2 separate regions of the Homo sapiens genome follow, and region 2 is linked to region 1. The links are chromatin contacts, found by Hi-C or POLR2A ChIA-PET in ENCODE. All regions are on one chromosome and are shown on one strand. The core of a region is the stretch at or near the end of the contact, and the rest is flanking DNA. Distances in the headings are between cores, read along the strand shown. Region 1 overlaps LOC105378519 (a long non-coding RNA gene). Region 2 overlaps LOC105378521 (a long non-coding RNA gene).

What was found. A loop is a pair of places that touch in the nucleus more often than their neighbours do. ChIA-PET counts read pairs that join two places held with the same protein, here RNA polymerase II (POLR2A). Pooled maps may share reads with other maps.
Region 2: a map of Caco-2 shows a loop between it and region 1 (8-fold over the local background). The contact joins two enhancer-like sites. A Hi-C loop is called at or near these places in 8 of 168 maps with a recorded cell type or tissue (Caco-2, Calu3, HCT116 and 4 more), 7 of 37 single-sample maps with no recorded cell type and 5 of 50 pooled maps. POLR2A ChIA-PET finds 5 or more read pairs at or near these places in 2 of 52 experiments (IMR-90 and Panc1).

Annotation. Positions count from the first base shown.
Region 1 is chr10:120,941,078-120,948,476 of GRCh38, reverse strand. The region is part of intron 2 of LOC105378519 (a long non-coding RNA gene); the gene reads left to right. Among named protein-coding and RNA genes, the nearest start is that of WDR11, 93 kb to the right of the region's middle. RefSeq lists enhancers at 5,353-5,422, 5,327-5,621. Within about 2 kb of position 2,297, at least 8 of the 41 ENCODE cell types and tissues checked have a DNase peak (open chromatin) inside an H3K27ac peak, as active enhancers do.
Region 2 is chr10:121,067,510-121,074,934 of GRCh38, reverse strand. The region is part of intron 2 of LOC105378521 (a long non-coding RNA gene); the gene reads left to right. Among named protein-coding and RNA genes, the nearest start is that of LINC01153, 110 kb to the left of the region's middle. Within about 2 kb of position 5,659, at least 4 of the 41 ENCODE cell types and tissues checked have a DNase peak (open chromatin) inside an H3K27ac peak, as active enhancers do.

The DNA of each region.
Region 1 (7,399 bases), core at 1,048-3,547:
AGGATTATAAATCATGCAGCTATAAAGACACATGCACACGTATATTTATAGCGGCACTATTCACAATAGCAAAGACTTGGAACCAACCTAAATGTCCAACAACGATAGGCTGGATTAAGAAAATGTGGCACATATACACCATGGAATACTATGCAGTCATAAAAAATGATGAGTTCATGTCCTTTGTAGGGACATGGATGAAACTGGAAACCATCATTCTCAGCAAAATATCACAAGGACGAAAAAACCAAACACCGCATGTTCTCACTCATAGGTGGGAATTGAACAATGAGAACACACGGACACAGGAAGGGGAACATTACACACTGGGGACTGTTGTGGGGTGGGGGGAGGGGGGAGGGATAGCATTAGGAGATATACCTAATGCTAAATGATGAGTTAATGGGTGCAGCACACCAACATGGCACATGTATACATATGTAACAAACCTGCACGTTGTGCACATGTACCCTAAAACTTCAAGTATAATATAAAAAAAAAAAAAGGATCATCCCCTTATCTCCAGCTCTGGTCTCCGGAGGCCCGTGTGGCTGGAGCAAAAAAGGCAATGGGCCGGTGGAGTCTTGTTTAGTGGGGACGCCGTGGTCAGCTCTGAGCTGTTCCTACTGTTCTTAGTGGAGGTAGCAAGACCCCCGTCTCTCCTGGTGGGTAGTGTGGATGTCGCACAGACAGAAGCTCAGGTGGCAAAGGGTCGTGGAAACTTCTGCACCTTCCAGAATACGTGGGTCCATGGACGTGGACCCACGGCCACGTTAAGGCTCATGTTCATTTGTTCAGTTCACTTATTTAATTCATTTGTTCAGTGGTTCCTTCATTAATTCAGTCAATAATATTGTCTTGAGCACTTACTGTGTGCCAGAACCCAAGGTCGGGGCTAAGGATAGAAAAGAGAACTCGGGAGGCTGAAGCAGGAGAATCGCTTGAACCCGGGAGGCGGAGGTTGCAGTGAGCCGAGATCACCACTGCACTCCAGCCTGGGTGACAGAGTGAGAGTCTCCGTCTCAAAAATAGAAAAAAAAAAGAAAGAAAGAAAGAAAGAAAAAGTAACAGAAAAGATGGCTTACAGTCTTTCTTGCCAGTCTCATGAGGCCAGAATATTTGAAAAAAGCATAAATTAAGATACACAGGATTATGAAACAAACCGATTATACTGTCATGCAGTTATCAAAATATTTTTAAGTGGTGCTATACTCGTATATGTTCTTCGTTGATAGAGGATGTAACAGGATCTACAGACCAATCTATTAACTACAGTCATTTCAAAATAGTGATTAGCCCAGCTGATATTTTGAGATAACTGCATCAACTACGACGTGATAGAAAAACAGCTGTGATTTCTGTTGGAGACAAAGTCACAGACACTGCTAATACACTGTGGCTTGTTGCCGATTTTCATAATTGAGTAAATTGTTAAATCTCAGACAGTGAAAATAATGATATAAATATTTTCCTGTCCAAGTTCATAGACCCCCCTCCTCCAGATTTTATTCACAGACTCCTCGATTAAAAAGCCAGATCGGTGAGCAGAAATAAACAGGGTGAGTGTGGACAGTGATGAGCACTTGGAGGAAATCAACAGGGAGAGAGACTAACGATAAAATCAGAAGGGAGGCCCTGTGTGGGATGCAATGGTCGGGAAACGCCTGGATGAGACCACAGTTCACTCTAAAAGCCCCATACAGAGGTCGGAAACAGCTACCAGGGACTCTGATTTAGCCTGTAAATCTGCACAGTCTTCTTGAACATTTAGATCTGGTGTTCAGGACTGGACTCGGCTTTTGACCACAAGGCCTCCCAATCCGGGAAGTCCAGGTCAGCCTCGTGGACATCCAGAGATTTCATCCCAGGGCACTGAAAGTGAAATCTCTGCCTGGGCCCTGAAGCCACTTGATTTTGCAACTTTACCACCTAAACTTTCCTGGGTCACTCTTGGGGCAACCCATCCAGGGCAAGGGTAGTTTGCATGGCAAATGGAACTTTCCAAAGTTTAACTTGAAAAAGATGGTCGGCATCGGTGTCCTATTTAGAAACCAGGCTCCTTCCAGCCTGGGGATCCCCTGAACCTTCCAGATCTTTATCCAACTTTCATTCAAGCTGTGATTCCCCGGTGCCCCTTCTAAGCCAGCAGCTGTGTGACATCTCTGTTCTCATCCACCCATTTCCAGGCAGCAGCGTGTTGGGGGTGGTTAGGGAGTGTAGTGCTGGGTCACAGGCAGCCTTTGTAACTGCATATGAACCAGTGTGGCAAGCTTGCAGGATGATGTCAGAGCTGGCACCGGCAAAGAACAACTTTGTTGACAAGAAGATTAATTAGACAAATGTAGTGCCCATCAGTTATTGCCACCGCCTCCTCGGGGGTCAGCTCTAGTCAGGCCTTTGCTAGAGATTTTTTTTTTCATCTTTTTAGAGAAAGCTTAATCTCCTAACAAGGCAGCCAAGAAACAGTTCATGGCGTGCCAGAAGAGCAAGTGCATACAAGCATGTTCTGAAGTGAGGGTGCCTGCACACCGCCAGGCTGCAGGGCTGGGGCTGGCCCAGGCTTGGAGCCAACTGGGCCTCTTCCTTCTACCTGTACAGACCCAGCCCCAGGAAGCGTGTTGAGCCCCGAATCCTTCCTCACAAGAGAAGACACCCATTTGTGAGCTCTCTTGGCCTCTCTTCCTCTCTTTCCTGGGAGAGCTGCCCCTTTCATGGAGGGGCGGGCAGACAGCCATGCAGGGTCTTCAGAGCTCGGAGGCTTCCGCCACCTACACCTTCCCTCTTTATCCAAAAGGCACCTGCCCCATTGTCCCATTGTGGGAAGAGGCAATGAATGAATTGCTGAGTGGTAGCGGCCTTATTCATCATTCATCAAATACTCAGTAGGTTTATGGGCATATTATATCCCAGCAACACTGCAGTAAAGGAATGATTCCCATGTATCAGGCCCTGGCCCTGGGGAAGGGGTTATATTCTAGAGGGGGAGGCATGGCAATGAGTAAAATAAATACTCCAAGAAGCTCATCTGCACCAGTGGTAAAGGCCAAGAAGGAGCTAGGAGAGGGGATGTGGTGTTGAGGGCCGGGAGATGGCAGCCATTTTGGAAAAGGTGCCCCTGAGGAGGTGAAATTGAATTGAAACTTGAGGAGGGAGAGAATCTGTGGGGAAGAGCTGACTTCCTGTTGGCTGCAGGGGACAGGAAACTGAGAGTGCCAAGGGAGGGGATGTTCTGTGGATATCTGTTGACTGCATGAATAAAACAAAATGTTTCCAAGCTGTGCTTCTCACACTTTAGTGTTGTGTTAGAATCCTTGGGAAGGAGGGTCTTGTTAAAACATAGATGTCCAGCTCCACTGATTCAGAAGGGCTGGTGCAGGGCCCAGAGAGCTGCATTTTAACAGCCCCCGCCTCCAGGCAGCCCTCCCAGTCCCTCCTGGAGCCCCATCTCCAGGCAGGCGCTCAGCCCTGGATTGCAGCCCTGTCTGTCTGTCAGGCCTACCTGAGGTTTCAGAAAGGCCTCACAGTCAGGCTCCCAGGGGCCCAAAGCCAGTGTGGCTTCAGTGGGACCAACCTGACAGCTCCTTATAACTCTAAGGCCTCCACCTCCCACTGGCCAGCAAGGAGCCCTGGTGGGCAGGGGTGGGGCCTGCTCTGTCTCATCAGGCTATGCCCTATCTAGGGCAAGGGGTCCCTGGGGCTGGGGATGGGCTTCCCCTGGATCCTGTACCCTGCCTTTTAGAGTCACGGATACCTGGAACCCTGAGCCAACCTCCAGGTTTGTGTGGGCCTCTCTCCCTGGGTCCATCATTCTTCTGTGGGTGATGGCTCAGCTGGAACTGGGTGGGGGCGTGGATATGTGGGGCTAGTGGGTATACACACCTGTACACACACACACACGTGTGTGCACTAAAAAGCCAAGTGGGGTGAGGCGTGAAGGGGGTAGGCTGCAGCCTGGCTCTCTGTGCTGCCTTTTTTCGAAAGTCAACTCCTCAGAATTCTAAATTCAAACCTTGCCTTCATGATGATGAAGATGTATTTACCAAGGTAGAAAAATTATGGGTTTTATCTTCTAACAACTGATTGGATTGGTAACCTTTTTTTTTTTTGAGACGGAGCCTTACTCTGTCACCCAAGCTGGAGTGCAATGGCGTGACCTTGGCTCACTGCAACCTCCACCTCCTGGGTTCAAGCGATTCTCCTGCCTCGGCCTCCCAAGTAGCAGGGATTACAGGTGCACGGCGCCGTGCACGGCGCCATGCCCGGCTAATTTTTTTTGTATTTTACTAGAGACGGGGTTTCACTGTGTTGCCCAGGCTGGTCTCGAACTCCTGAACTCAGGCAGTCCACCCGCCTCGGCCTCCCAAAGTGCTAGGATTACAGGCATGAGCCACTATGCCCGGCCCCGGATTGATAACTTTTTAATAATTGACACATGGTATGGGAACTTCGCTTTTATTCTCATCTTGGGCCCCCAGAATGTTAGGATGATTGGAGAGAGTTGCAGGGAAGGTACCAGAACCAAGGAATTTTCCCCGTGGATGAGAAGTATGATTCCAAGAACGGAGACTGTGAATTCCCAGTGTTGCCTGCCACCTATCTCTTCATCTTCACCACCCAGGCTTAACCTCCAGGCCAGAGATTGTCCAGGTCTGGTTGGGCAAACCACCCTCAGCGTCTGTTTAGCACGTGGATTCCAGGACCGCACCCAAACCTGATGAATGGGGTCCCTGGAGGTGGGGCTTGGGAGGCAGAATTTTCTGCCCCCTCCTGGTGACTTAGAGGCACCAGGAAATGTGAAATCCACGGTGGGGGAGAGGTGTGGGCCCTTCATTCTGATGGATCCACACTTGGAAACGAGGAGGGGGTTCTGAGCTTGAAGACCAGCTGGAGAGGTGCAGTCTGGGATTTATCTGCTGTCTCTGAATAGATGTTTGGGGACTCCAGGGTCACACATTTAAACGGAACTCCCTTTTCCAGCTCCATGTAGAGGGGGCTCTAAATGCAAGGGGCCCTACTTGGGAAACCTCTCATGTCCTTCCCACATCCATGAGTCCCTGGGGTTCCTCCTGCCCCCCAGCACCATGGAAGAAAGCTACCCTCATGTCCACTCGCCAATTCTCGTCTAGGAGGGAATGTAAAACTCAGCTTGGGACGGAGCGGAAAGGCCCATGCGTGTTCCTGAACTTACCACCAGCAGGAGGCCGCGGGCTTTTCCTCCCCTCTCTGGGCTGCAGTTTTCCTGGATGTAGAGGGGCTTTCAAGATGATACAAGTATCCAACTTTTAAGAAATACATTTCAGTGTAAGGCATCACTTCACTTTTCTTAGTCATTGGAGAGCAAAGGGATGAGGAAATGTCTTTCTTCTTTGGCTAATGGTTTCGGAGTGCTGAGCGACAGTTGAGAGAACTCATTTCAGCAGTGGGAGAAGCCGCCTGCCGGGACGCCATTTCCTGATCTCTGCTGCCCTCTGCTGCCCGGTGCCGGCTGAGACATGCCGATGCGACGCACAGGCCACAGCATCACAGAGCCGCGTCCTAAGACGCTGTTTACCAACAAGGAATCCGAGGCTCAGAATGGGCAGTGACTTCCTCCAGGCCACACAGCAGGTCACCAGAGCTCCTGCCTCCCTAGCAAGTCGGGGCAGAGTCCTCTGGCTCACGGAGTCTCCAAGCGTGGTCGCCAGACCAGCAGCATCAACCTCACCTGAGAATTTGTCTTTTGGGGTCCCACCTCAGACCTCCCGAATAATAAACTATGTGGGTGAGGAGCGCTCAGCATCCTAGTAAACTCTCCAAGTAACCTGAGAACCTTTGCTATCTCTTTGGAAATAGAAATCCAGAAGAGAAACAGACTTTCTTATCATATTGTCCATCTTTAAAACTGAAATAAGACATGGAAAAATGCAGGAGTCTGACTATTCGTTTTCATTTTCATGTTTAAAAAGGTCAGTGCTGTGTGAACATTCAGATGTCCACAGCTCACAGGTATCTTTTTTTTTTCTTTTTTCTTTTATTTATTTATTTATTTATTTATTTGAGATGGAGTCTCGCTCTGTCGCCCAGGCTGGAGTGCAGTGGCGCAATCTCGACTCACCGCAAGCTCTGCCTCCCGGGTTCACGCCATTCTCCTGCCTCAGCCTCCCGAGTAGCTGGGGCTACAGGCGCCGCCACCATGCCCGGCTAATTTTTTTGTATTTTTGGTAGAGACAGGGTTTCACCATGTTAGCCAGGATGGTCTCGATCTCCTGACCTCGTGATCCGCCCTCCTCGGCTTGCCAAAGTGCTGGGATTACAGGCGTGAGCCACCGCGCCCTGCCGCTCACAGGTATCTTAATCGGAACTTTGCAGCGGAGACTTCTCAGGAACAAATACTTAGAAAGTCTCCGTGGTCAGGTGATGTCTATGGAACTCCAGTGAGTGGTAACATGCCTCTGCTCTCGAGTAGGATTTCTGCATTTCGGGGACGCACATCTGATGGCAGACACAATCAAGGGCAGGGATTTCAACTTCGGAGACAATCCTGTTTTGCATTCATTCATTCATTTGTTCATTTAGCAACTGTTGATCGAGCATTAACTATGAATTATAAAGACTACGCTAGCAATTAGGGTAGATGATCCCTTGTTGAAATTACAGCCCGGGGAAGACAGCAGGCCAGAAATTGCACATAAAATGGATTAGCTCAAATTAATTAGTCACAATCATTAATGAGTGAAGGCTATGAAGAAGACATTCTGGGTGCTCCCATAGGCAGGAGGGCGCAGGGAGACGGAGGATTATGAAATGGTGATGACTCATCTTATGAAGGAGGCAGTCCCAGGTGCTATGGGACAGAGAAGGATGCCTCAAGCTTCACCTTCTCAGGTGTGTGGTGCAGATGGAGCTTAGAGGAAACACTTCACAGAGGCTGGGGATTTGTGGGCAGAGTCTTTTTACAATGAGAATTAAGCAAAATTTTTATTTTTTATTGCGGAATAATTGCTATTGTTACCATTTTTGAAAAATTGATTCAGTCTGGGCACTGTGACTCATACCTGTAATCCCAACACTTTGAGAGCTGAGGCGGGAGAATTGCTTGAGGCCAGGAGTTTGAGACTGGCCCGGGCAATATTGCAAGACCTCTGTCTCTACAAATAAATAAATACAATAAAAATAAAAATGTATTTAAAATCTGGAAAATATAGATAATACAGAGAAGGTGAACATTTGAAACCATCTATAATCCCACCATGTATACTTAACCACTGACAAGAGTTTGTGGAAGAGTCTTCTGGATTTTTTAATATTAATCCTTGTACTCTTGTATTATATTGGATTATACTATGCTATGTTATATATGCCATCATACTATTTTGTAGTTTGCTTTTTAAATTACAATGTAGCAGGGGCATTCTTACAT
Region 2 (7,425 bases), core at 4,410-6,909, 120 kb before region 1:
GCCAACATGGCAAAAACCCCATCTCTACTAAAAATACAAAAATTAGCCAGATGTCATGGCGCATGCCTGTAATCCCAGCTACTTCGGAAGCTGAGGCAGGAGAATCACTTGAACCTGGGAAGTGGAGGTTGCAGCAACCCAAGATCGTGCCACTGCACTCCAGCCTGGGAGACAGAGCATGACTCCATCTCAAACCAAACAAAAAACCCAAATAGCATTCTTTGGCAAGGCCTTCCCTGGTCACTGTGTCTGAATAGCAACCTTTCAGATTTCTTGCCCCTATTGTCTCTACTTCATTTTCATTCTTAGCTCTAAACCATCTGGCATACTATATGCTTTATGTATTTTTCTTGTTTATTGTCTTCTTACTGTTTATTTTCTGGAAGGAAAACTTTGTTTTGTTCACTGCTATATCTTTAGTACCTAGAATAGGCTCCAGTGCAGAGCAGGTGCTCAATAAATACCGGTTAGATGCATGCTGAGGATGAAGCCAACACGTAAGAGGTTCTTAGTGTGCCAGGGACCAGAAAGCCCCGGACAGTGATCATCTCCCATTCTTGGCAGGAGCTTCAACTTTCTCCTCAGCCATGATGTGCGGAAATGCTAGGAGCCATCTCAGCTAACCAAAGATCGGGGAGAGGAAGGCAATCAGTGCCTGAAATCATAACTGGACTACACAGCCCTGGACAACTGAGAATTAACTGAGTGTGTTCTGTAGGATGTGTGTGCTGTTCTAAATGCCCCGTGCCATGGGTCTGTTTTGGAAAAGGCAAGAAGGGGTCAGAGAGGGAAGGAGTTCTGGGGACCCCCCCTGCCCGAACTGTGCCCTCCTCTGCCATCCTCTTCCCCAAAGCCCCAGCAAAAGCTGCAGAACCAGGGACTAGGACAATAGGCAGGTGACACCACCATCCTGATGACAGAGGCCACACTGGCCAGTGTCCCCAAGAAACACATTGCTTTAAGCTTCATTTGCTTGTAGGCCAGTAGCTGTCACCAGGAGCTGCATGTTTTTCTTTTCACGTTGAACACAGACAGTAATTTCTGAGTGGCCTGGAAAACTTCATGGGGAGAGTTTTATCCAACTTTGTCATCACATTTTAGTGAGCAGCAGTCCCCTAGGCAGACCCTTTTTAGCTAATAAATTGTGAAACTCGATACCGGGTTCTTAATTGATTGAACGGCTACCTTATGACCATTCAGTAAAATTATATAAATTCATTTCTACAGTATTATAAATTACTTATTATCCTCACAACCTAAAAAGTCAAGATTCATTATTATGTTAGTCTTTTGTTATGTATTTTTTTTTTTTCATATTTTATAAGCACTTTTTTTTTTATTATACTTTAAGTTTTAGGGTACATGTGCACATTGTGCAGGTTAGTTACATATGTATACATGTGCCGTGCTGGTGCGCTGCACCCACATGCACACGTATGTTTATGTTAGTCTTATAAAGGAAGGAAGCCACACTCTCCAAAGAAAATTTTGGCCTGAGGTTGTCCAGTCAATGTATATGTGCCAACAACTTATTTAAAAATTACTTAGACCTTCTAAATCTTTATTTTGTTTCCTTTTCTTCTTTTGTAACAGAATTTTTTTAACCCTAAATGAACTTTCTAAAACTGCTCTTAAATCTCATGGGCCCAGGTTACTTTTCTTTTCTGTTTCTTTCTCTCCCTTTTCTTTTCTGTTTGCACTTTACCTTCTCTTCCCCTCCCTGTCTCTCCCATTCTTTCCTTCCTCCTTTCCTTTTGCCTCTTTGTTACATTTACTATTATTAATATAAAAATTAGGCTGGGCACAGTGGCTCATAACTGTAATCCCAGTGCTTTGAGAGGATGAGGCTAGAGGATCTCTCGAGTCCAGGAGTTCAAGACCAGCCTGGGCAACATAGTGAGACCCTATTGCTAAAATTTTTTTTTTTACAAAAATTAGCCCGGTGTAGTGGTGAGTCCCTATAATCCCAGCTACTCAGGAGATTGAAGCAAGAGGATCACTTGAGCCCAGGAAGTCAAAGCTGCACTGAACCAAGACTATGCCACTGCATTCCAGCCTGGGTGATAGAGTGAAACTCTGTCTCAAAATAAATAAATAAGGAAATAAAATAAAAATTTTATATTACAAGTTGACGGGTGTTCATCGTAAGAAATTTGAAAAGTAATGTCAAAAATTTTATCACTTAGTGAAAAAACTATATATATTTTAAGAAACATTTTAATTATAGACTTCTCAGTCCCTCCCTCATTTCTTTTTCTTTTAATTTTTAAAAAATGAGAAAATGAGACTGACATCAGACTGATTTTTTATAACCTCTTTTTTCTTCCACTTAATATATTGTGGACATTTTTCTGTATCTTTGAATATTTTTTCAAAACATGTTTTGAATGGATGCTTAGTGTTCCCTTATAGCAATGAGCTATAATTTATTAAACCAATTCTGCATCATTGAGTCTTAAGGCAATCCTCCCAGCTCTTTTTATTGCTATAAAGAGCTTAAGGGACATTCTCAAACAAAATAAATCTTTGTGCAAACTCTGGCTTTTTCTCAACAAATTCCTAGAGGTGGGGTTGCTGGGTCAGAAGGTAAGAATGCTTCTCACTCTTCTTAGATTTGTCTGTTCGTGGGAGTCAGATGTACCCCCGACCAACCCCCATGTAGTCAAGAGAAGTTTTCCATGTCTCTTCTTAGCTTTCACATTTGCTACTAACCTTGGCCCTCAAGATCCCCTCTCCTACTTCCTTGGGGAAGCCATGCCAGGGAGCAGCTGTATATCTGTAAATCCACGTTCCTGCTCATTGTGACCTAGGGGTAGCAGGCTCCACAATCCACCAGAAAACCCTAGCAAGGCCAAGTCCTGGCTGGAGTTGTCATGGTGACAGACAAGGACAGCAACACTTTATCCACATCCCACCCAAAATCTTCAGAATTCAGAAGACACTGGGGAAAATGCCTGCTTTATAAGCTGGGACAGTTTAATCCTATCCTAAGCAGTGGGGATCCTATATGAGCAAAGGTGACAGCCAGCAAAATGTCACATAGATCTTATAAAAATACCACTTCCATGTTTTCCTTTTCACTGCTTTGTCTTTTTTTTTTCTTCCCTCTCTTCTGCTTTCAATAAATACCAAATAATCTTAGATTTCCAAAAGTCAATCTAAGCATGCACCCAGGGGACTTACGACACAAGGGTATTAACAATGAGAACACACAACAAATGCAAAAGACCCTTTGAGACAATCAGGGAAATCTGATAATGGGTTAGGTACTGGAGGTTGGAGGATGCCCAAAACAAAAACAAACAGAACATACCCAACTCATTAAGGTATGATACTGGCTTTATGGTTATATGAGAATATGTCCATAATTTTCATGGATTATACCAAGGTATGTGCAGATGAAATGACATGATGCCTTGGATTTGCTTCCAAATAGTTTAACCAAGAAAAAGAGCAAAAAGATCAACAAGGCAGATGTGGCAGAATTTTAATAATATTGTACCCAGATGAGAGGTTCAAAAATCCTACTCTTCTGAGTGTGTTTAAAAGTTTTCGTAACAAAAAAATTTAATGAGAACAATGTCATGTGCTTTACGTACATACTTTCTAACAAAGCATTGAAATGGGTGTTATAGAAAAACATCAGAGCTCTTACATTTATTTCGTGACTTAACATTTTCTTCTGAGTTACATGTGGGGTTGCACCAGCATTGTTTCAGGGCTAAGGGTCCCTAAAGGGATTAACTGAGGCCTGGTGCCCTGTGTTCCATTCCTGAAGCTACAGCGGAGACTCCCCCTCCCTCAATACCAGTCAGCAGGGACAAAGACCAAGGAGACCCCTGCCCCTCCCATTCAGGGTGGGGCCAGCTCTCTCTGTTGGGTCTCAGCCTTAGCATTCCTTACACCTTCTATAATTTAACGCTCAAAAATATATTATTCACACAGAGAAGACTTTTACTGCAGTTTATACACAAGGGCCTGCGAAAGTCAACCTTCTTCCTCCAGCCCTCCCTTGTTCTTGGTTGCTAGGCATTCTGTTGCTTATGAGTACAATATTTACTTTTATTTATTTTATTTGCCTTTGTATTTGAAGAGGTTGGGCAGCACCCAGGATGCTGGGGTTGGGGATTTTCTAGGGGATAAAATGCTCTGTGAAGCAGTTTGTCTCTGTCTGCATCTTGGTGATAGATTATTCCCACACAAGGTCAAGACCCTGAGGTGGTGCTTGGGTCTCTGCTTGAAGCCGTAACTATGGGTTTCCCACAGGAGAGACAGGAGCAAGAGGCTTTAGAACACTGCACGGAAGAGCTGGCCGATCCACCACTCCTCAGTTATTCACACTAAGGGTTTGCTTTGCAAGATAGAGATTTGTAAAATAAATGCTCATACAAGACTCGAATGATAGCATAGATGTAAAATGCAGAAGTCCTGCTTATTGCCCATACCCAGAGCCCTCTAGTGGTAACTACCATGTGCAGTCTGGCATGTTTGACAGTCCCTGCCCTTGTAGAGCTACAGGTCCTCAGCTGTTATTCTATGGACCTGTGGGTGGGGGGCAGTGCATATACAAGATAGAGAAGCCCTGATTCCTACCCTTAGGCATCAAAAAGATCTCTAAGAAGTCTCTAAGGAAAGTGCTAAGGGATTGGTTAGATGCAAAGTTATAGGTTATCATCCTAGCAGTTTAAGAAGTAAATGGTCAGTGAGAACTGAAGTCTTGGGAAACTCCAGGTAACATTTGAGAAATACTCTGAATGACCCAGGAGGTTTACATGATAGAGAAGGAAAGCTTGCCTGCTCAGGGGAGGGGAAAGGAGAGCAGGACCGCAATTGCCATGGTTATAGATGTGCAGAAGACCTGAGACTTTAGGAATCTTCTGAATGCCAATGATACTAATCCACATTGACTCAGGCAAAAGGAGGATTTATTCATGTAATTGAAAAGTTCAAGGGATAAATTGAGTTCAGGCATGGTTTGATCCAGGAGCTCCTAGAATGTCAATAACTTTATCCCTCAGCACCTTCATTCTCCTTCGTGTTGACTTCATTCTTGGACCACATATGGCAGATCAAGATGTGGCCAGCAGCTCCAGGGTCCAACGCTCTTCAGGATAGAGGCTGTGGAAAAAAGAATACATCTCCTTCTGTCAGCTTATAAATAAGTCCCAGGATTTATTCTAGTAGGACAAACTTGGGTTATGTGCCAATCCCTGAAGCAATAACTGTCACCAGAGATTGGAATTATGTCAATTGGCCGGCCTGAGTCAGCTCAGAGAGAAGGGGAGTAGTTGTTATTCAAAGGAGCTTGGAGTTCTGTTCCCAGAAGAGGATGCGCTGGTGTCCCAAGGCCGCCTGCAGAGCATGGCCTCATGGGGACTCTAAACATAATGCGATCTTGCATGCTCTACTTGTAAGAGCCTGTTCAGAAAGGAGCAAAAGCCTACAATAAAGAGGTTCAGTTGAGCAAAGGCTCTTCAACAAACCCGGAGGAGCCTATTGTGCTCCAAGAGTTCCAGGCCAGGATGGTGACTTAGGAGGGCCACACCTACTTCAGCCAGTGCTCCCAGAGCCTGCCGAGGAGAAGCTGGTTGCCTTGTGCACAAATTCAAGCCTGGGGCTTGAGATGACTCAATTGTTCATGCTCTGGAGATGATTAGTCATCCAGAGACACAGGATGTAGAAACCCAGAAAAGTGGTTATTAGAGTTTCTGCCTGGTGTCTGGGTGGGCCGGGAAGTGAAACTGGGGTCCTTGCCATTTGCCATGGCTGAGGCAGCCACAATCTGAGCAGTGGAGGACACAGAGAAAGAAGATGACATGCCTTGGAGGTCCCGAGACCCAAGGCCCAGCAAAGAGGCTGAGGCCCAGCAAAGAAGGAGGCAGCGCCTTCAGGGGCCGCTATGGGGCACATCCAGGAGTGGTCTGGGGGCCACAAGTCCTAGTCCTGGGTGATCCTGTCAGCTGCCAGCCTCCCTCATGGGAACTCCTTTAGTCCAGCAGGGACACGGGAGGAGAAGGGGATCAGGGAGGCTCATCCTCACTGCAGCTTCAATCTCCTGAAACACTGAAATCTCCTGAAACATCTTCAAATCTCCTGAAACACTGAAGCATTTTCATTCCTTTCGTTTTTCTGCTCTTCCCCATGGGCCAATTCCTGTATTCCACTGGAATTGAACAATGTGGAAATAAGAAGATAATGGAGGGAGACTTGCAATTAGTGGGGATAAAGGAAGAAGAACTAAAGGACTTGGAAGATAACCAGTTGCAGGCTTGAGAGGGACCTGTTTCCTCATCGGGTGATAAAAGGAATGTGTTGATTTTAACTGACATGGAGAAGGAAACAGAGCAAGCAGCGCAGGACTTCACTGGGGAACCGGGTGGGCAGGGGAGTTCACCTTTTGAGCAGTAATACTCTTCACTTTATTTAAACCACTTTTTTTTTTTTTTTTTTTTTTTTTTTTTGAGACGGAGTCCCGCTCTTTAGCCCAGGCCGGATTGCAGTGGCACAATCTCGGCTCACTGCAAGCTCCGCCTCCCAGGTTCACGCCATTCTCCTGCCTCAACCTCCTGAGTAGCTGGGACTACAGGCACCCGCCACCGCGCCCGGCTAATTTTTTGTATTTTTAGTAGAGACGGGGTTTCACCGTGTTAGCCAAGATGGTCTCAATCTCCTGACCTTGTGATCCGCCCGCCTCGGCCTCCCAAAGTGCTGGGATTACAGGCGTGAGCCACCGCGCCCAGCCTTAAACCACTTTTTAAACTTTTACTAGTTATTATAAGTAATATTTAAACCACTTTGGACAGAAATATTTCAAAGTGTTTTATATAGTGCTGTGCCTCCTGAAACTTGGGATATCACAGAATTTTTAGTCTTTGAGTTGTCACTGTGAGCATCAGATATGACAATACCTTCTTGAATGTACAAAACGAGACATTCAGACAGCTCTAAGCTGGAATTGAATGATATGGAAATAAGATAATGGAGGGGGACATAATTATGCCCTAAGCTGGGCATAATTTTTGTTTTTTAAAGAAACAGGGAACACTCAGAAAGTAGGAATAGGAGGGAACTTCCTCAACCTGAGAAAGGGTGCTGTGGTCTGAATGTGTCCCCCCGAAATTCATATGTTGAAATCCTAACCTGCAAGGGGATGGTGTTAGAAGGTGGACATTTGGGGGATGATTAGGCTGTGAGGGTGAAGCCCTCATGAATGGGATTAGTGCCCTTATGGAAGAGGCTCGAGAGATCTCCCTTACTCATTTCACCATGTGAGGACACAGAGAAAAGATCAATCAGAAGGTTGGCCCTCACCAGACACTGAATCCGCCAGCACCTTGATCTTGGACCTCCCAGTTTCCAGAATTGTGAAAAATACATGTCTATTGTTCATAAGCCACCCCGTTTATTATATTTTGTTACAGCAGC